7 separate regions of the Homo sapiens genome follow, and all the other regions are linked to region 3. The links are chromatin contacts, found by Hi-C in ENCODE. All regions are on one chromosome and are shown on one strand. Each heading gives the region's core, a stretch centred on a gene start or an enhancer-like site at or near the end of the contact. The rest is flanking DNA. Distances are from core to core; before and after follow the strand shown.

Region 1 (2,855 bases), core at 130-2,629, 7.1 Mb before region 3:
TATTATGACGGGTTTCTTTTTTAAACTACTTGGAGTACTCATAACTGATTTTGTACTCTAGTTCAGAAGAAATGTCTGAATGTTAAATGTTTACATAAAAAATGCTATTTTATTATATCAGTAATGGAGCTTCCCCCCTTTAAAACTGCTGCACCAGGAAGATACAACCTTGTTATCACAATTTAAAGAGAAAATGAGACTTGGAGGTTCAGATTCCTCCACAGTCATAGTATCAGCTACCCACGCAGTGACCCACATTCAGGTGATTACACACACTCATACACAGATCCATACACGATCTTGCCCCCCCCACCTCCACACACTCAATATGACCTCCCCACGCCCAAAGCTGCACACATCTTGACCTCACTTCTCTCACACACACACCAATCTGACCCGCACGCGGTTTCTTTCACTCAACTACCCAGACACCCCTCATCCCACCAGCACAAGCAGGCCCACCGCGGTCTCACACACACTCGAGCCTTCCTTTGCCCAGTCTCACATGCATGACTGGGATCGCGGATTTGTCCCCTTCCGACTCCCCATGCTGGTTCGGTCCCAGACGCTCAGGTGCCACATTGGGGTGCGCTCTCCCGGCTCCTCCACACGCTACGCAGCTGCCCGCCTCAAGAGCGTCTGCGTGCTTCCAGCGTTAAGTGGAATTCCAAGCAGCCTCCGGGGCACAGTTAGTCTGGTCACTGCGGCCAGACTGCCGCCTCAGGACCCAGAGAACGCAGCACACTTTAGTTGGGCCCATCTATCCCCGGCGAGGCTTGGACTACGTTTCCCAGGAGACCCTGCGGTCCAGTATGTCTCCCGAGGAGGGGCGGAAGCCCGGGAGCCGCCCTCTGAGGCTGGGCGGGGTGAAAGAAAGCTTGCCCCAGAGGACTTAAACAGGCAAGAAGGACTTGGTTAAAGACTATTGCAATAGTCAACTTCCAATACAACAGCAGCTGGAGATTTATAGCTAACGGGCTGGGTGAAGGAGTTAAAGGATGCTAAATTACTAAGAGGAAGTTAAGTATCAAGAGTGGGGGGATTGTTACTAAACTGGCTTAGCTGGATTCTTGCTGAAGTGCTGTTCGCAGGCTATGGAGGAGGCCTGGCCAAGCAAAAAGGGCTCAGAGGAGCCTGACTAAAGCTTGGTCTAGGGACTCCTTGTCAGGTGAGACTCCCGGAAGGCTCCGATGGGCAGCTCACCTCAAAGAGATAGTTTTGTTGGTGCCAGAGTCCGCGCCAGGGGAATCGGGATGGCTGGGCTGTAGCTTTCGGCAACCTGTCGCTTTCTGGACTACACTTCCCAGAAGCCTCTAGGCCCAGGGCACTCTCCCGCGATAACTAGATTGTCTCTTGAGGAGTGGGCGGGATCTTCCCGCGGATTTGGGCAAGCGGCCTTGGGGCTTTGTGAGATAGCTAGGGTCGACTTGTGTGGATTCTAGTAGAACGGAGCTGACCCTATCCGAACAGGCGTAAGTGAGGCGGCTCGGAGCCTGGCGCGACAGGAACTCCCGACCTGTGTGGGCTGCGTGGGGAACAGGCTAAGGAGCGATTGTGAGGAGTGTGTACGGTTGTGACTGGGGGCGTGTGTCTGTGCGACCGTGTATGGAACTGTGAGGGCGGGGAGGAGGACTTTTTGTTTATGTTTGTGCGGGTGTGAGTAGAGTTTAATTGTGACCGGGTTGGGCACTGTGTTTGCGAGTGTGAGGTTCCTGGACCGCGGTTGTGACTGTATGTCCCCTTGGGGTGTGTGTGTGTGTGTTTACTACCATTTGCCGAACTGTGTGTAGTATGCCTTAATTTTGAGGTTTGTGGCTGCTTCCGTGTGTGTGTGTGCGCGCGCGTTGGTGATATTGTTGATGGAGGGTGCGTGTGAATTTGTTGTCATTGTGACCCCAAGGTGTATGTCACTGGGAATTTGAGAGATGCCCACGGACTCTGTGGTTGTGTCCGTGTCTACCCCCGTGGTGTGTATGAGTGTGTGATTGTGTGTTGTGTTTAGGTTTGGGGTGCCTGTGACGTTTATGTCCCTGCGGTGTGAGTGAGTTTGTGTGACTATGTGTCCGTATAGCCAATGTAGGTATGGGGAGTCTTTGTCTTTGTGACTTCAGCCATTGGAGACCCCTGTGAGCTCAGGGACAGGTTCTGCCCAGAACGGCATTGACCCTACCGTTGTCTGTGATGCCCGGATTAAGCAGGATGCCCTAGACTTCTCTGACCTTCCTCTGTAGGTGATGGGCAGTAGGGGCTGAGCAAAGATAACTTCTGACATAGTCAAACCAACTCCCTCTCAGAAGAACCTGATGTTTCCTGACTGCTTTCTCCTTCCTCAGCCCTGCCCTGCTTGGATAGAGGCCTCCGAACAGGAGTAAAGAATGGCTGTTGAACATCCACAAGGCACCTGCAAGGTAGCTTGTCCTGTCCTCTTGTTTAAGAAAAATCCCTTTTTCTTTGTCAGGACATAGTTGCTTTCCTTCTCTTGAAAATTCTTGCCTATGAGATGACCTGATCCCTGGAGTTTCCATTTTGAGAAAATGTGGTGTCTTCAAACCCCACCTCCCACACCTGATTTTCCCTTACTGATTTGTCAGATGGTTTTAATTTTTCTTTTTCTTTTTTTTTTCTTTCTTTCTTTTTTTTTTTTTTTTTTTGAGACAGAATTACAGGCGTGAGCTGCTGTGCCCGGCCTTATCCTTCTACTCTTGATGGACATTTGTCTTGTAATTTTTGGCTACTACAGGCAGTGTGACTATGATCATTTTGTGCGCATATTTTGGTACACATTTGCTTGCATTTCTTTAGAATATATACCTAGTGATTAAATTGCTGATAGTGGCTGGATGCAGTGGCTCATG
Region 2 (2,700 bases), core at 151-2,650, 7.0 Mb before region 3:
TTTTCAGAAGAAAAAGAGGAAACCCCAACACACCTTGGATACTGCTTGTAGAAGTTCATCATGCATTCTTTCCTCCTCTTCTGGGTGACACCTGGAGAAAGGTAAAATTGGGAGAGGGAAGAGTAACTGTGAGACACCAGGTTTTTCTTGGTACCCAGATTAGTCAAGTAAGAGTTCTTCCCCAGCCCCATTACCCACCACACATGAGGAATGGAGATCAGAGGAGAATGGGGCATTCTGTCCAATTCCAGTGGCTCAGGGGAAAGGTTGTGTTCACTGCTGTCCAGGGTTGGAATCTGACCAGACCTCAGAGAGGTTTCCTAGAGACAGAGTTCTGGAGTCACAATCGCATAGTTGACAGGACCCCATACTCATACACAGAATGCCACATACATTTAGGGACAGTCACACTTAAGGCGACATGCACGTCTCACCTGCCCACAAGGAGCCACACACGGCAACACAGTTACAATCACATACACACCATAGGAAACACACAATTACAGCTGCACAATCGTAGGCACCCCACACTGTCGCAGAGTCACAATCACACATCACCACGGGAACACACAGCCACAACCCCCACAGTGACAGGTATCCCATATCCGCACATAAGCCGCAGTGTTATTATCTCCCAGACAATTTCACAACCTCCCCTCTTTTTTTGGGGGGGTGGGGTGGGGTGGGGACAGAGTCTTGCCCTGTCGCCAGGCTGGAGTGCAGTGGTGCGATCTCGGCTCACTGCAACCTCCGCCTCCCGGGTTCAAGTGATTCTCCTGCCTCAGCCTGCGAGTAGCTGGGATTACAGGCGCGCGCCACCATGCCTAGCTAATTTTTGTATTTTTAGTAGAGATGGGGTTTCACCATGTTGGCCAGGATGGTCTCGATCTCTTGACCTCGTGATCCTCCTGCCTCGGCCTCCCAAACACAACCTCCACCTTTCAGGCCGCTCCGCCCGCAGGGGCCCAAGGCGCCAGCTCCCCATCGGTCTTCGGTATCCTCACCTAAGCCCTTTCCAGTCATCCCGGATGGGAACTTGCAGACCTGAGCCAGTTCTCCTGGGGACCAAAATATCTCACCTCCCAGATCTAAGGGTCCCGCCAGGAGTGACGAAACGTTCGAATTCCTGCGAGAAAAGTGGCAGGCCACCAGGCCCTCTGGGAAATGTAGTCCAGAGCGGGACCCACGCCGATTCCTGTCAGCTCCTCGCCTGGGCCCACCCGAAACGGCTGCTCCCTCAACTCTCAACATCCAGCCGAGCCTCGGAGTTGCGGGTCGCCGTAGCGCTGCGCAATGGAGATGAGCCTCCCGGGGAACCCGGCCCAAGCCTCACCCTCACACAGGAAAGCAGATGTGTTCTGGCCGGAAGTTGAGTGGGGCCGCGGGGCCTGCTGGGAGGTGTTGTCCTCGGAAACGTCGCTGGCGCGGAGGGATGGTTCGGCGCTTTAGGCGTCTGTCACAGACCTATCTGCGGGTCGCCTTCACCCAGCATCTCAGAAACTGCGCGCGGGATGAACATTCGGGTGTTTCCGGCAGGTGACGCTGCCGAGTCCCCGCAGCAGGGGGCGAGCAAGGGACTCGCGGTTGACGGGACACGGATCCTCTAAGGCCCAGAGTGTCCCGAGTAGCGGCAGTGGGGAGTGCTCAGGGTACGCTAATGGTGAGTGGTTGCAGTTGATGGGACAAAAAACTGTGATGGGAGTTAGTGTGGGTGTGTGGTTGTGTGTGTGAGTGTGACGGCACGAATAATCTGATGGGGTGATTGTGATATTTGGTTGCGCGGGATTATGATGAAATGTGTGATATGTGTGTGATTATGATTAAGGCTGTAGCGAGTGTGAACGTGGCGAAGTGTGCGTGATTGTAATATGTCTAGTAGTTCTTGTCTTGAGCTGGCTTTTCTGTAGCATTTGGCACAGTTGGTAACGGCTTGAAAAACACTTATTTGTTTTCTACTGATCCTCCCTCCTTGTTGGCCACTCCTCTGTAGTCTTCTTTGCTGTCTTTTTTACCCTAGTAGCCCTTGGCCCTTTGTAATTTTCCACTATTCCTTGGCGAACTTTTCAGGTTCATTATTATCTTATGACTTGCTGCTTTTATGTATGTTAGTTAGCTATTGCCATGATAATAATTATGTCTAAAAACCACCCCTGAACTCAATGCCATACAACAGCAAGTCCTTACTCTCCTGTTCACAGGCTTGCGCATTGACTGTGTTCAGCTGATCTAGGTGGGGCTTGGCTGAGTGGATAGGCTGCGTGACGAGTTAAGATCTGCGCCGCATGTGTTCTTTCAGGGTCTCAGGCCAAAAGGACATTTGTTGCCAGGGCATGCTCTGCTCCTGATGGGTCACCAGAGCGCAAGAGAGATTGCCTCAACCAGAGCAAGTCACATGGCTAAGCCTAAAATCAATTATGCCCACAGTTGGAGAGCAAAGTTACCTCGCAAAGAGTATGAATAATAATCTATTAGAGGGTGTGAGGAATTGGACTAAAATTCCAGTCTACCACCTTAAGAAACATACCTCTTTATCCTGGTGAATGCCTTTTAGTCCGGGTTCTCTTTTGTCTGATAATATTGCTTTTCAAGTTTTATTGTATTTCTTAAGAATTTCATTTTCTAACCCCCTTGTGTCTTTATGTTTCAGATCTGTGTCTTGTAAAGAGCATATTGCTGGGCTTACATCCGTTTATCTTGTTT
Region 3 (2,803 bases), core at 172-2,671:
GAACTACTAATATTGCTTAAAATTAAATGAGAATTCTTTCAAAATTTTCTAAAGTCTAAACTCAACCTTGCTTTCAAAATCTTCTACAGTAAAATTCCAACCTCCCTCCCCAACTTGATCTCAAATGGCTCCTCTGCAGCCAGTTTCCTATGATTATTTATATGGATCATTTATCTATTTTATTTCCTAATTCTAAATTGGGATTTCAAACTGTGAGACCAAGGGTATTCAGATGTAAGGAACCCAAGTCTAGGACACAAATCCCACTGTTCTTACTAGCACTGTGATATAGGAAAGTAAATTAGGCTCTCTCCATTTCCTCATCTGTATAATTGGTGTAATAACAGTACCCATATCACAATACCCACATCACCTTTGTAAGGTGAACAGAACCCACAACACAAGGCCTTTGTGAAGGTTCAGTGTGTTAGTTTTTATAAAGCCCTCAGAGTGATACTCAGCACCCAATGTTTAACTAGTGTGACTAATATTCATGTCACATTTTCTCCAATTATACAATAACGGAACACTTCTGTAGCAGAAACATTTGCAAGGAATGAAATACCTTCTCGCACTCGGAACAGAAGAGGAAGGTGAATGCTAGGTCCTGTCACAGTGGGGCTCTGCTGCCAGAAGCCAGGATGCTCTCCTTCCTCCTCTCCCGCAGCATTCTTTCAGAAGTCAGGGCAGGGGAAGGAAAGGAGGCTGGGAGATTGCACGATCTTGTCTGAGATCCTGGAAAATCCACAGAGGATAACTCCAGACGCCACCTGTTGAGTGATGCACTCTTTCTTAAAAAACGGGTCAGGCATAGTCCAAGAACAGCCTCCTTTCCTGCAGGAATCAGAAAGAAGAGCCAGGCGCTTGCTGAAAAATGAATATTTTTTATTATGATAGTTTTAATATTAACGGCCGACATGTTGCCACATTCCTGTACTATTCCATACACATTTTACTTGTACTATATTACTAATTGTCAAAACAAATATATAAGGTTAATATTTCCTTTTGCAGAAGAGGAAACTAAGACCAGAAACTAAGCACCGAAAGATTAAGTTCTCACCCAACGTTACACCGCTAGGAAGCTACAGAGCTGTGGGAGGTGGGGGAAGGCGGGTCGGGCCGCTGAGAGCCCAGGAGATCCTCAGACGCCTCCCCATTCAGGTCCACTTCCAACCAGGGGACTCCCGAACCGCCCCGAACGCAGCAGCTCCGGATACAGTAAGGCAATCAGCTGCCCAGCCATTCAACTCCGCCCTCCGCTGCTCGCCGCAGCGTCTTTTCCTGCTGACCGAAGTGCGAGCCCTGCTGATCCTACGACCAAACCATAAAAGTTAAAACAGGTCGCGGGGTCCCAGGACTCACTCACTTCCACGAGAGGAATGAAGGCCGCGCTCTCAACCTCTTGCCGCGGAAGTGCCCGGGAGAGCAGGGAGCTCTGGAACTACATTTCCCAGCATCCCCGGGAGGAACGGAAGCCGCTGCCCCGCCCCCTGGGCGGAAGTGCGGGCTTCGACTCCCACGGCCGAATCTTATTTCTCAGAATCCCCAAGGGGAGCGGGCTTCGTGTTCTCGTCCTCAAATAGTCGAAGTACCACCGAACCCACTGAGCACTGGGGTATAGGTTCCTATTTCCCCAGGGGAGCAAATAACAAAGCCGCGCTTTCCCAGAGCTGAAGTGCCCCCAAAAGTCTGGACCACACGTCCCAGAATCCTCTGTAGGGCTGAGCTTCCCGCCAGCCTGCAATTTTCCTTTTGAATTAGCGGGGGGAGTCTAAGTCATTGCTTGTAGAGCTCAGCCTGCTTTTTCCTTTTGCCATTGTTCCCTTTTATACGTGACAGAAGTTGCGAATATGAAAAAAAAAAAGGAAAATACAAAGGAATGCTATGTGTGAGCTAAAAACAGAGGTAATAAAAGAGGTGGCCAGAGCCGCCCAGAGCAACAAGCCTTTTATAATATGGGTATGGATTCATCTGTGATTAAAAATGCTCAAAAAAGGAGATGCAATCATCCAGCAGGACATGAAACAAAAGCAGCAAAATTCTCCACTTTTCTTGCGCTTAGTTTTCTTTCATTCGCAGGATACTGAAGAAAGTATTATAGTATTGAATAGGCTCTATCCTATATAAAATCTTGAAAACATTCAGTTCAGATTAAGGAATCACATCACTTCTTGCTCTCAGAATCAGGAATCTGTAAAGGTGTCTTATGATTTGCCAAAGTGTCTATGAATATTCAGTAAGGAGAGGGAGGTGAAGTGAGGGATTAAGACATGAAGTGCAAAAAATACAGAAAGCTATACTATTCACTTTTCTCCTAGGTAGAAACTAAATATTTTTCCAAGTTTATTATGAAAGGGTAAAGAAGAAAAAATGGAAGTTGACTACATAGGAGTAGCTGTAAACATCTGAACAATGTTCAATTTAGGCTGAGGCAGGAGACCAGCAGGGCGTGATTCCAAGATCAGATAAGAAACCTGCTGAAACCAGCAAGTGATGGAAAGCAACCTGTAAGTTCCCTTTGCTACCTATCAGTATAAGACACTCCCACCAGCGCCGTGACGGTTTATAAATGCCATGGCAACACCTGGAAGTTACCAACCCCTTTTCTAGAGATTTCCGAGTAACTCACCCCTTAATTTGCATGTAATGAAAAGTTGGTATAAATATACCCAGCCAACAGCCCATATGCTGCTACTCTGGGCACACTGCCTGTGGGCTAGTCTTGGTCTGCAAGGAACAGTCACTGAGCTTTTAACACTGTTGATTCGATAAACCTGCTTTCTTCCGCTGCTGGCTTGCT
Region 4 (2,889 bases), core at 260-2,759, 6.8 Mb before region 3:
AAGACTATTAAAATAAATTTTAGAAGTATACATGTGTATAACACTGTGGTGGGCTGGGAGGGATCTTATTACACGTGAGAGGAAACACAGACTCTGTAACAGAAAAATCAGATACTTTTGATTAGATGATATTTCCTAACTTTATGTTAAAATATACCACAAAAAAAAGTAGGACAAAAGATATGAAAATTCACAGAAAAGGAAACAAATGGCAATTAACCAAATAAGATGCCAACTTTAGTAACTGGAAAATGCATTGGAGCAATTAGATATAATTTTCCCTCAAAATTTTAAAAACTTTTAAAATGCAACAATATCCACTGCTGGAAAAGCATCTGGGAAAATGAGTTATTTTATAAATTGTTGGTATAAGCTTGAATTGTTATATTTTGAGCTACTTAGTCATATCTATAAAGTATTAAAAATGCACATATGCCGGGCGCAGTGGCTCACGCCTGTAATCCCAGCACTCTGGGAGGCGGAGGCAGGTAGATCACCTGAGGTCAGGAGTTTGAGACCAGCCTGGCCAACATGGTGAATCCCCGTCTCTACTAAAAAATACAAAAAATTAGCTGGGCGTGGTGGCGGGTGCCTCTAATCCCAGCTACTCTGGAGGCTGAGGCAGGAGAATCCGTTGAACCCACTAGGCAGAGGTTGCAGTGAGCTGAGATCGCGCCACTGCACTCCAACTTGGGTGACAGAGCGAGACTCCATCTCAAAAAAAAAAAAAGTGCACATAGTTATTCCTAATAATTTCACATATATAAAGCAGAAAAAGAAGGACAAATGGACAAATAACCTTTCCAGAGTTGAGTACTTTACCTTCCTCTGTAATTAAGCAGACAAAATAATCTGTGAGGAGACAGATATATTTTTTGAATATATGCTTAATTAATATCTATAACAATACAATTAGAGAACATAGTACACTGTTTCTATGTAATAGATGTGACATTCATGAAAACTGACCACGAACTAGGTCATAAAGCAATTTTTCAATTTGACCATTAAACAGACATTACTTTAAAAAGGAACTTCTAAATAACTCATGGATCAAAGAAAAAACCACTTAGATTTGAACAATTTTTAATACAAAGATTCACCAAAACTTGAGAATTTTTATATTAAAGAAGACTGAAAATTAAAAAGCTGAACTTTCAACTCAGGTTAGAAAGCAAGCTGATTACAGTCCTCACCGATCACCATAACTGACCCTACAGGCTCTGTCACTGACCACAGACTCCCATCACTGACCCCCAAACCTCAATCACTCATCCCAAAGAGCTCCATCAATGACCTGAGAAATCCGTCACAATCAACAACGGACGCCACAGAACCCCATCACCGAAGCCTGAAACCGCAATCACTAACTCCACAGGCAACCTCGACACCCCCTATTACTGGCTCCACAGAAACCCCAATCGTGATCAACCAAAATCACCTCAAAGATTTATCGGTATTGGAATATGAAAATACTCCTGACACCAGCGGCAAAAAAGCCTTGGAAGACCACTTCCACTTCCGGTCCGACTTCTAGCACCTCCCCTTTGTAGGCTGTTGATATGGCGCATGCTCTGAATAAACTTGGAAGCCAGTTTCCTCGAACAGTCAACAGGGCGCAGACACAGCGCACAGGTTCCGTAATGTGGCGCTGTCCGGCAGAGAACATGGCCGCGCCCTTATGGTGTTTATTCGCGTGGGCCGCCATTTTGAAAGCATATCCATTCCGTAGAGCAGAGGAATTGGCCGCTGGCAGGGTTTCCTAGAGCGAGGCAGGTATAGTTACATAGGATGCTGGAGTGTGACCCTTGTCTGACTAGGCTTCTATTTCGGAGGAGAAAGTTACTGGAAATGTGGGTCTGGTGCTGTATGTTATATTTAGAAAAGCTAAGTTACCTTTCTGAATACAGGACACTGAGGATAATAATTACCAGGGAATAGAGGAGCCAGGGAAAAATCACCAAGTGAAGGGGATCCTGGGAGAAACCACAGGCAGATGATAGGAGGAATCAGGATAGTACAGTCCATTTTTTACAGACGCCATTCAGGGAAAAGGTGGAAAGGTCACTAGGGGAGTCATCTCTTGAGTGAAACCACCCTGAAAGTCTGAGAGACATCTGAATGAGTAGTAGGCTGCAGGAAGAGTGGTACAACTTTTAATGGGAGAAACCGCCTTGGGAAATAGGGTAGAAGTCCAATAGTATTAATACAATCCTCTCCTGGGAGATACCACCAGAGGAGGGAGGAGAAGTCCGGGCGTCCCCTTCTGAAGGGCTGGGTCGGGTGGGAAGGTGAATAGAGATTTGAATCACCCATTACCCTCCACACTAAATACCTCAAGTGCAACTATAGTAGGCAGCAATAATAACAACACTAATAGTCTTTAGTATGGCCAACGTGTTACTAAAAGCACCTAAAGAAGACTGTTTTTATTTACCTTGAAGTTAAAATATAATTAATAACAATCGCCTTACCATGTCAATGAAGCTTTAAGTGCAGTCTCTGACCCTTAGCTTCTCCTCTGTGGAAATTCTGAAACCTCCTTACTCCCCTTTTTGGAGGGTGTGGATGAGGAGTTGTAAAGATACAATTCCTTTCACTTGGTGAACTCCTAAACATGATTCACAGCTCAGCTTCTGACAGGAAGTTCTACCTGAACAGTGGTGGGAAATTACTACCCAATGTGTTCAGTTCCAGCAGGTGGGAAACTTGTTTTCAGGGAATTGAACCTACACTCTGATGTGGGCATGCTGGATGCCTTCAGGCCAGTTATGTCTGTCTCTGGGACTCGGCTTAAAAATATGTTTAGAGAATTAGACTCTGCTGATCTCAGGTTTTCTTTCTTCTCCGAAAGGACGGTCTAAGGAAACATCTGTGGAAGTCCGTTAG
Region 5 (2,891 bases), core at 392-2,891, 6.7 Mb before region 3:
GCCGAATATTTTCAATAGATGTCACAAAAGAAGATAAAAGAATGGCAAATAAGTATATGAAAGTATGCTAAGTTCATTGACATCAGGAAATGCAAATTAAAAACATAATTTGATACTACTGCTCATTCCTTAGAATAGTCAATAGATGCCTGATGTGGGGTTTGGGAGGTGGGGATTGACTTAACAATGTGGGGGGCAGAGGGCGGTGAATAAAAATATTCTATATCCGCCGGGCGCGGTGGCTCACGCTTGTAATCTCAGCACTTTGGGAGGCCGAGGCGAGCGGATCACGAAGTCAGAAGTTCGAGGTCGGGAGTTCGAGACCAGCCTGTGAGCTCGAACCCTGTCTCTACTAAAAATACAAAAATTAGCCAGGCATGGTGGCGGGCACCTGTAATACCAGCTACTCGGAAGGCTGAGGCAGGAGAATCGCTTGAACCCGGGAGGCGGAACTTGCAGTGAGCCGAGATCTCGCCACTGCAGTCCAGCCTGGGTGACAGCTAGACTCCAACTCAAAAAAAAAAAAAAAAAAATTCTATATCCAGTAACACTAAGGATAAATGCTTGAGGGGATAGACACCCTATTTTACATGATATGATTCTTACGCATTGCATGCCTGTATCAAAACATCTCATGTACCCCATATACAACTACTATGTACCCACAAAAATTTAACTAAAATGCTTAAAAATTTTTTAATTTTAAAAAATATTCTATATCCTGATTACGATGGTGGTGACAAGGGTTTAGACATGCGTTGAAGCTTACCGAACAGTTCACTTAAAATGAGTGCATTTTATTGTATCTAAATTATTCTTCAGTAAAGTTGATTTTTAAAAAACATGCACACAAATATAATTTACAAACTATAACATTAGCTCGTTTATGGTGTACCATTCAGTCACTTTTAGTGTATTCAGAGTTGTGCAAACATCATTATCTAATTCAAGAAGCTTTGCATTACCCCAAAAATGAACCCTTTAGCTATTACCAATCACTCACAGTTCCCCCTAATCCTGCTAGTCCTAAAAAACTCTAACTTACTCCTTTTCCGTAGATTTGACTATTTTAAATATTTCCTATAAATGCAGTCATACAGTATGTGGCTTATCCACGGATGAAGGCAAAAATGACGATTTAGTCAGTCTAGCATTCTCAGAGAGCGTTATAACGCCTAGTACAGTCCGGGGTCCTGGGTGCGTTCTGCACTGAGTCGGCTTGGGGCAGGAAGTCATTTAAGCGACCTCCTTCCACTTGCCCCAGCGCCTCACCCCTTCCTGCTCTAGACTACAGTTCCCAAAAATCCTTGCGGCTCTAGTCAACATCTGGCCCGAAGCTGGCGACCTTTTCCTGTTTCTCAGGGAACTCCCTGGGGTTGGCCGGTACCATGGAGGAAGATTGTCTTCAGCGTGCAGGGCCAGCGTCCTACGGCAGTTTCACTCTGAGCCTGTGTCTGGATCACGGAGACGCGGGGTAGCGGTTCGGAGTGCGGAGCAGGGATGTCCCCGAGCTGTGCAGCTGCAAGAACCCGAAAAAACAGGCGCCATCTTCTCGGCGCGGTCCTACTCCGGACTGTATTTCCCAGAGGCCCCCGCGAGTCCAGGGCAGCCCCTTCATTTGCCTGCTGGACCCTCCGCCTCAAGGGTAGGGGAAGTGCGCGGTGAGCGGCCTGGGTCTTGCAGGCTCGGCTGGGGCCCGCAGGTACGTGCATGGGAGTTTGAAGGGACTGACCAGGCTGGTCTGGAGTGTTGGGCATGTATGAGTGTGTCGGGCATGTATGAGTTGGTCGGGCTGATAGAGGGGGTGGTGGGGAGGCGGGCGCGAGGCGTGGGCTTCCGTGTGTGAGTGTGACCTTATGTGACTGTGCCTCTCTGTGTGCGCGGGTGTGATTGTATATCCTCGTTGTAGTTGTGTAATTGTAACAATGTAAGGCTGTATGTGTAGGTATGACTGTGTCCCGTGTTGGGACTGTGATTGTGTGTGGCTGTGTAACTTTGCGTGACATTTGTGGAGGGTGTTTGTGTGGAGAGAATCTGATGAGGCTGTGACTGTGTGTTAGTCTGAGGGGTGTGTGTAATTGTGTTTGTATGACTGTTAGCAGCACTTAAGTGTACTGGATGCCTTACTGAGTAAATCTACTACCCAGAAATAACCCAGTAACGTGAGAATGTGAGAGTGTGACCATGTAACTTTATGTAGCACTGTGTCTGCGGTTGGAAAGTGCGTGTAATCGTGCCGGGGTGATATGTGTGTCCTAGTGGTCATTGTGTTATTTTGAATGTGTGATTGTGTGTAGTGCTCAATAGGGGTCCTGGGGAGGGGGGAACTGTAACTTTGTGTGGCTCAGTAGTGCGTGTGGTATTGTGACTATCTGTAGCACTCTGGTTCTGAATGGTGCTATGTTTGAGGGGTCTGTAAATATGCTAGTGTAACTTATCCTCAAGGTAGATGTGGGACAATGATTGTGTGACCATATATAGTGTTATTGTTTGGGTGAGGCGTGCCTGTGGAGGTCTATGTGGGTCCCCATGGTGGCTGGGTGACTGCAGCATTGGGTAGGGGGTGCTTGTGACTGTCTTTGTGACTCCAGCTCTCCCTGTGAGGTCAGGACAGATTCTCGAGAGGAGAGACCTCACCCCTCTGATACCAAGAATGCTCATGACAGCCTACACTTCTCTGTTTTTGTTTTGTTTTGTTTTAAGGCGGAGTTTCGCTGTTGTTGCCCAGGCTGGAGTGCAATGGCGCAATCTCGGCTCACCGCAACCTCCGCCTCCCCGGTTCAAGCAATTCTCCTGCCTCAGCCTTCCTAGTAGCTGGGATTACAGGCGTGTGTCACCACGCCCTGCTAATTTTGTATTTTCAGTAGAGACGGGGTTTCTCCGTGTTGGTC
Region 6 (2,842 bases), core at 23-2,522, 6.5 Mb before region 3:
TGTTTGTTTTGTTTTTTTTGAGGCAGAGCCTCACTTTGTTGCCCAGGCTGGAGAGTGCAGCGGCGCGATGTTGGCTCACTGCAGCCTCGAACTCCCGGGCTCAAGCGATTCTCTGCCTCGGCCTTCCGAGTAACTGGGACCACAATCAAGGGACACTCCGCCCGGCTGATTTTTGTTTGTTTGTTAGTAGAGATAAGGTCTCGCTATGTTGCCCAGGCTGCTCTCGAACTCCTGAGCTCAAGCGATCCTCCCGCCTGGGCCTCAAAAAGTGCTAGGATTACAGGCATGAGCCGCACGGGGCCGGTCTTAATACCTTTAATAAAGAGATAATAGGCCGGACGCGGTGGCTCACGCCTGTGATCCCAGCACTTTGGGTGGGCAAAGCGCACGGATCATTTGAGGTCACGAGGTTTTTGTTTGTTTGTTTTTTAAGACGGAGTCTTGCTCTGTCGCTCAGGCTGGAGTGCAGTGGCGCGATCTCGGCTCACTGCAACCTCCGCCTCCTTTCGCCTCCCAGGTTCAGGCAATTTTTCTGCCTCAGCCTCCTGAGTAGCTGGGACTTAAGGCGCGTGCCACCACGCCCGGCTAATTTTTTTGTATTTTTAGTAGAGACGGGGTTTCACCATGTTGGTCAGGCTGGTCTCGAACTCCTGACCTCGTGATCTGCCCACCTTGGCCTTCCAAAGTGCTGGGATTACAGGCGTGAGCCACCGTGCCAGGCTGAGGGTAGCGGGTGGGAGACTGCCAGGAGTGTAGTGCGCTTGCGCAGTTTACCACCCTGCATCCCCCCCACCCCGCTCCCCTCCCAATTTTTTTCGGGTATCCAGCACAATTCTAGGAATTCGCCTCCCACCCATTTTGAGTAGACGCGCCACTAGCGCGTTCCCACGCACAAACCTTTTCCCTGCGGCCAACCTGCGATTCTCAACTCCCCGCCCTGGTTGCTAAGGGAGGCGCGCAGAGCGCTTGTGCCTGCGCACTTCCACACCAGCCCGTGTAGTGTGACGCTGGGCCCCGTCCCTGTGACCGGGCCAGGCTCGGAGCTGCAGGGAATCCGGACTTTCGGGCTCTCTGGAAGGCCGGGGAGAGGCCAGTGTGGGAGGACCTGGTGGGGAGGAGGCCGTGTTACAAACCCTGCGCGGAGCTGCACCGCTGCTGCCAGACACTGCGACGCCGCGACCTTTTCTACTCCGGACTACGTTTCCCAGCGGACCCCGCGGGAGTTGGGCCGGCGGCCCCTTTGTGTCCTCCGGGGGCGGAGGCAGCTGAGGCGCTTCTTTCCGGGCCCGTAAGGGCTGGGTTCCATCCAACTAAGGGTAGCGGTGAGACCCGAGTGCAGATTCCCCGAGCCTTCGGGGCAGGAAGGAGATCTTCCACCAGTTCTGTTCTGCAGGTCGGGAGTGGGCTGAGGAGTGGCGTGTGGGTCTCCGGAAGCTCGTCGCAGGCCATCTGTGTGACTCCGGTGCGAGTGGAGGTTGGTACCGTTCAGTGCGAGGCTGTCACCCCGTGTGCCTGTCCACGTCCTGTGTGACTGGGTGCGAGGAAGTCAATGGCACCGTGGAATGTGAGGCTGTGAGTTGAGGCGGGAGCGGGCGACTGTTCGCTGCACCTTGTTGGGCCGATACCCGCGGCTTCTTTGTGACTGGGTTGTGAGATTGTCGCTTGTGATAGATACCCTGGTGGCTGAGCCTTGCCGGTATGGGAAAGGGTGCCCGTGTGAGGCAGTCCATACCCATGGCCTCTGACTGTGGCGTGGGTAAGACGGTGGTTGGCACTGTAGTTTTTCAGACTCTGATTATGTGGGGGATTGAGTGAGAGACTGTGTGCCACGGAGAGGCTTTTAAAGCCAGCCCAAGTCATATCAATGTGCCACCAAGTTTCAGAATCACTGATTTATTGGAGAGGAGGATTGTGGGGTCAGGTCCTCTTTTATTTGATCTTGGTGCTCTTATTTGTTAGTTCTGTGTCTTTATGTGAAAACTTACATTCCTCTGAGTCTGTATTTGTAAAGCCTAGAACATCTGTTGTTAACCTAAGGAATTGGGAAATGATTTAGGCATCAGTTAAATTGTATGCAAACAAATTCCTAGGTCTCCATTATGCTCTCTCTATTGGAGGGAAGGTTGCAAGAGGAGGAAAGAGAATCCTAAAAAGTCTAGACTGGTGATTCTGGATGCTGCAAGAAAAGTCTAGTTTCTCATGTTCTTTTCCCCATCTCAGTCATCTGAGGCCACTGCTATTTCCCAAGAGAAGAGCCAGGAGGAAGAAAGAATGGCTGTTGGGCTTCTTAAAGCCATGTACCAGGTGTGTTGGTGTTTTCTCGATTTCCTGAATACCTGTCTGCTTTTCAAAACAAGCAGGTACTAATTTTCCTTCTGCTGAAACGTTTCTGGGTAACCAGTCATGTCCCTTATCAACACTCTCCATTGGATTCCCATCTTATTCAAGATAAACGCGTAAGTCCTTGTCTTGACCTGCAGGGCCCTGCATAATCTGGTCCCTGACTGTCCCTCTGACTTCATCTAATTTTTCTCATCCTGTCTTTAACTCAGTCACTCAGTTCCAGCAACACTAGCTTCCTTGTAATGTGGTGAGTACATTCTTATTTATTCTTTTTTTTTTTTTTTTTTTTTTTTGAGACAGAGTCTCACTCTGTTGCCAGGCTGGAGTGCAGTGGCGCAATATGGCTCACGGCAACATCCACCTCCTGGGTTCAAACGATTCTCCTGCCTCAGCCTCCCGAGTAGCTGGGACGATAGGTGTGCGCCATCACGCCCAGCTAATTTTTGTATTTTTAGTAGAGACGGGGTTTCACCATGTTGGCCAGGATGGTCTGAAACTC
Region 7 (2,995 bases), core at 494-2,993, 6.6 Mb before region 3:
GTATAAGCTACTTTCAGTTGAGCATATAACTGTATAACTTCCTATTAAAAGCATCTTAATTGAAATTCCCAAATTCGTATCTCTAGTACCAACATTTCACTGAGCTCCACACACATATATCTAAATGCCTACTTGATATCACTCTTTTGAAATCCAACAAGCATCTGCGACTTAACATGATACCTCACCACCCACCCCATCCTAGATAACTGCCACATACTCATTTTCCCCTATCTTAGTAAATAACACTACCATTTTTCCAGGGGCTCAAGACATTTAGGCATTATATTGAACTTCTCTCTTTCCCTATATTCACAACCAAGCATCAGCAACTTCTGTTAGTTCTACACTCAAACTGTATCCCAATCTGACAATTTCTCATTGCCTCTTCCAGTGATGACCCTAATTCAAACCACCATCATCATAAGACCATTGGTCTCCAAAATAGTTTATACATAAATGAGCCTGTCATTGACATGTAGAGACCTGGGTCAACAGTACAGATGGAGGTCCCCAGCCAGTCCCCTTCTGTTCCCACTGCCATCCTTGTCCCACATCGTAAGAGGTCTTCTATTCCCACATGTGGACACTCCAGCTTGCATATCTAAGCTCTGTCTAGCCTTACCAAATTGCTCTCATTTGGCCACATTTTGTGGATAGGCAGCACATTCCACCTTTGGAAGACAGATCAAGGGAAGGGTCTTTGGACACAGAGGAGATACAGGCTCTGGAAGCAGGCTGGAGTCCATTTGAACAGGAAATCCTGGGGATTTGGATACCCAGAGCATGGTCTGAAAGAAGGTTGTGAGATCTTTGCAGGCATGTTTCTGCCTATGGACTTTCACCAGGAAGGAAACTGCTTGACTAGAGGAGGGCCAAAGTGTGGCCTTTTGTATGTTTAATAATATTAAAATGTTAAATATATTATTTTGACCAATTGAGAAATAATAATAATAATAAAATAGGCCGGGTGCGATGGCTCATGCCTGTAACCCCAGCACTTGGGGAGGCCGAGGCAGGTGGATCACAAGTTCAGGAGATGAAGACCATCCTGGCCAACATGGTGAAACCCCATCCCTACTAAAAATACAAAAATTAGCTGGGCGTGGTGGCAGGTGCCTGTAATCCCAGCTCCTCAGGAGGCTGAGGCAAGAGAATCGCTTGAACCCGGGAGGCGGAGGTTGCAGTGAGCGCCGAGATTGCCTCAATAAAAGATACCACAGACCCCGCCCATGGCAGGAGATGGGGGTGAAGGAACAGTAAGACCAGGAGACAGTCAGATACACATCGGATCAGTGGTATCCTCACAGTAACAGAAACGGTCACCCCCAATGTCAGCCACAGTCTCTTTCATCCACAATCACTTTCACATTCAGCTACCCACAATCACGGGACGTGATTTAAAATACAGAAGCTCCCTGCACTGACAAAATCCGCCGCTCCTTTCGTCGGCAAGCATAAAGGTGTGCAGCAACAGTCACACACGAACCACCACACCCAAGCATTCAACCAGTCAGCCCCGCGCGCAGCCTGGCCGCTTTCCCCAACACAGCAGCTCAAGGTCACTGGAGAGCCTACGACCGCACACAGCCCTCTCCGGTACCTGCCCCCGTGGCGCAGGCGCGCAGTGGAGGGGGCCGCGGGGTTCTCTGGGAGATGTAGTTCAACGATGACGGCCGTGGCGCAAAGCGTTCTGGGGCTCGTGGTTCGCGGGGTCCATGGGGAACGCGGTGTCGCTGGTTCAGATCTCGCAGAGCTCAGAGTCCTGCATGCCTCAGTCCTCGCCTCGCTCCTCCTCGCGGAGGATTCTGGGAGGTGACGTCGCGGGTCTCGGTCGCGGGGCCCGTTTGCAGAGCCCGCGGCGCCGGGAGGTGAGTGGGGCCGGGCCCCGGGCGGGAGCGGGAAGTCAAGGGCGGGCTCCGGGTGGCCCGGCCGCGCCAGGGATGGGAACCCGGCAGGAGTCGCTGGGGAGGCCGTGTGTGTTTCACTGTATTACCAACTATGTGACAGGCTGCGGGTGTGACAGAATGTGATCTTGTGTCACTGTGTGTGTGTGTTTGTGCGCGTGCGCCCGCTTGTGTGTGACTGTAACCATCTGTGTCTGGGGGTGAAACTGTGAATATGTGTGTTTGTGTGTGACTGTCTCTGCAGGTGTAGCTGTGTATGTGTTTATGAGAGACTGGGGTGTGACATTGTGTGTTTGTGTAAATGCATGTGTGTGGTTATGTGACCACCTGTTTCTGCGGATACAATTGCGTTTGAATGTGTGTGACAGCAAGTGTGATTGTGCGACTATGACCATCTGTCTCCGCAGGTATAGTTTTGTATCAGTAATTGTGACAAGATGTGTGACTTCTGTGGTATGCTACTTTGTGTGTGATTGTGTGTGATTGTTTATCTCTGTTGGTGTAGTTGTATGTTACCATCTATCTTTGTGCTTATGTGGCTGTGTATTGTGTGAGATTATGGGTGTGTTTGTGTGACTCTATACATTTGTGATTGGGTGAGAATTTGTGTGTATATATGAGATTGTGGGATTGATGTATGAAGCACAGAAATATTAGAATTACCCAAGTTCACACAGTTAACAAGTGACAGCACCAGAACTCAAACCCAAGCAGTTTAGCTCTAGAGGTCTCGCTTTTTTTTTTTTTTTTCTCTTGAGATGGAGTCTCACTCTATTGCCCAGGCTGGAGTGCAATGATGCGATCTCGGCTCACTGCAACCTCCGCCTCCCAGGTTCAAGTGATTCTCCTGCCTCAGCCTCCCAAGTAGCTGGGATTACAGGCGCGCACCACCACGCCCAGCTAGTTTTTGTATTTTTAGTAGAGACGAGGTTTCACCATGTTTGGCCAGGCTGGTCTCCAACTCCTGACCTCATGATCCGCCCACCAGAGCCTCCCACAGTGCTGGGATTACAGGCGTGAGGCGCTGCGCCCTGCTGCAGTTTTTATGGACAATTTCAAGCTGCACTACACTAAGGAAATAACTGCTA

The links. Hi-C counts contacts between places; a loop is a spot of excess contacts on that map. Pooled maps may share reads with other maps.
Region 1: a loop to region 3 is called in a pooled map, with 27 times the contacts of the local background. The contact joins the promoter of ZNF345 here to the promoter of ZNF45 in region 3. A Hi-C loop is called at or near these places in 7 of 50 pooled maps.
Region 2: a pooled map shows a loop between it and region 3 (7-fold over the local background). The contact joins the promoter of ZNF568 here to the promoter of ZNF45 in region 3. A Hi-C loop is called at or near these places in 5 of 50 pooled maps.
Region 4: a loop to region 3 is called in a pooled map, with 11 times the contacts of the local background. The contact joins the promoter of ZNF585A here to the promoter of ZNF45 in region 3. A Hi-C loop is called at or near these places in 5 of 50 pooled maps.
Region 5: a loop to region 3 is called in a pooled map, with 10 times the contacts of the local background. The contact joins the promoter of ZNF383 here to the promoter of ZNF45 in region 3. A Hi-C loop is called at or near these places in 4 of 50 pooled maps.
Region 6: a map of gastrocnemius medialis shows a loop between it and region 3 (20-fold over the local background). The contact joins the promoter of ZNF570 here to the promoter of ZNF45 in region 3. A Hi-C loop is called at or near these places in 1 of 168 maps with a recorded cell type or tissue (gastrocnemius medialis) and 13 of 50 pooled maps.
Region 7: a loop to region 3 is called in a pooled map, with 10 times the contacts of the local background. The contact joins the promoter of ZNF527 here to the promoter of ZNF45 in region 3. A Hi-C loop is called at or near these places in 5 of 50 pooled maps.

The regions. Positions count from the first base shown.
Region 1 is chr19:36,849,497-36,852,351 of GRCh38, forward strand. It overlaps ZNF345 (zinc finger protein 345), which reads left to right and starts at 1,380. Exons shown (of 3, transcript NM_001242472.2): 1 at 1,380-1,472; 2 at 2,334-2,408. It also overlaps a transcript of ZNF790 not described here. RefSeq lists an enhancer at 903-1,142.
Region 2 is chr19:36,914,932-36,917,631 of GRCh38, forward strand. It overlaps ZNF568 (zinc finger protein 568), which reads left to right and starts at 1,401. Exons shown (of 7, transcript NM_198539.4): 1 at 1,401-1,660; 2 at 2,648-2,700. ZNF829 (zinc finger protein 829) reads right to left here and starts at 1,360. Exons shown (of 6, transcript NM_001037232.4): 1 at 1,080-1,360; 2 at 199-320; 3 at 34-91. The coding sequence starts at 236. RefSeq lists enhancers at 996-1,045, 1,106-1,485.
Region 3 is chr19:43,933,861-43,936,663 of GRCh38, forward strand. ZNF45 (zinc finger protein 45) reads right to left here and starts at 1,422. Exons shown (of 10, transcript NM_003425.4): 1 at 1,064-1,422; 2 at 566-834. It overlaps ZNF45-AS1 (ZNF45 antisense RNA 1), which reads left to right. Exons shown (of 3, transcript NR_184050.1): 3 at 1-1,954.
Region 4 is chr19:37,171,186-37,174,074 of GRCh38, forward strand. It overlaps ZNF585A (zinc finger protein 585A), which reads right to left and starts at 1,510. Exons shown (of 5, transcript NM_001288800.2): 1 at 1,442-1,510. RefSeq lists enhancers at 1,411-1,600, 1,442-1,736.
Region 5 is chr19:37,216,573-37,219,463 of GRCh38, forward strand. It overlaps ZNF383 (zinc finger protein 383), which reads left to right and starts at 1,642. Exons shown (of 6, transcript NM_001387601.1): 1 at 1,642-1,702. RefSeq lists an enhancer at 1,268-1,757.
Region 6 is chr19:37,468,084-37,470,925 of GRCh38, forward strand. ZNF570 (zinc finger protein 570) reads left to right here and starts at 1,273. Exons shown (of 5, transcript NM_144694.5): 1 at 1,273-1,474; 2 at 2,221-2,304. The coding sequence starts at 2,272. It also overlaps a transcript of ZNF569 not described here. RefSeq lists an enhancer at 948-1,447.
Region 7 is chr19:37,369,356-37,372,350 of GRCh38, forward strand. It overlaps ZNF527 (zinc finger protein 527), which reads left to right and starts at 1,744. Exons shown (of 5, transcript NM_032453.2): 1 at 1,744-1,871. RefSeq lists enhancers at 1,114-1,253, 1,274-1,323, 1,494-1,803 and a silencer at 1,834-2,143.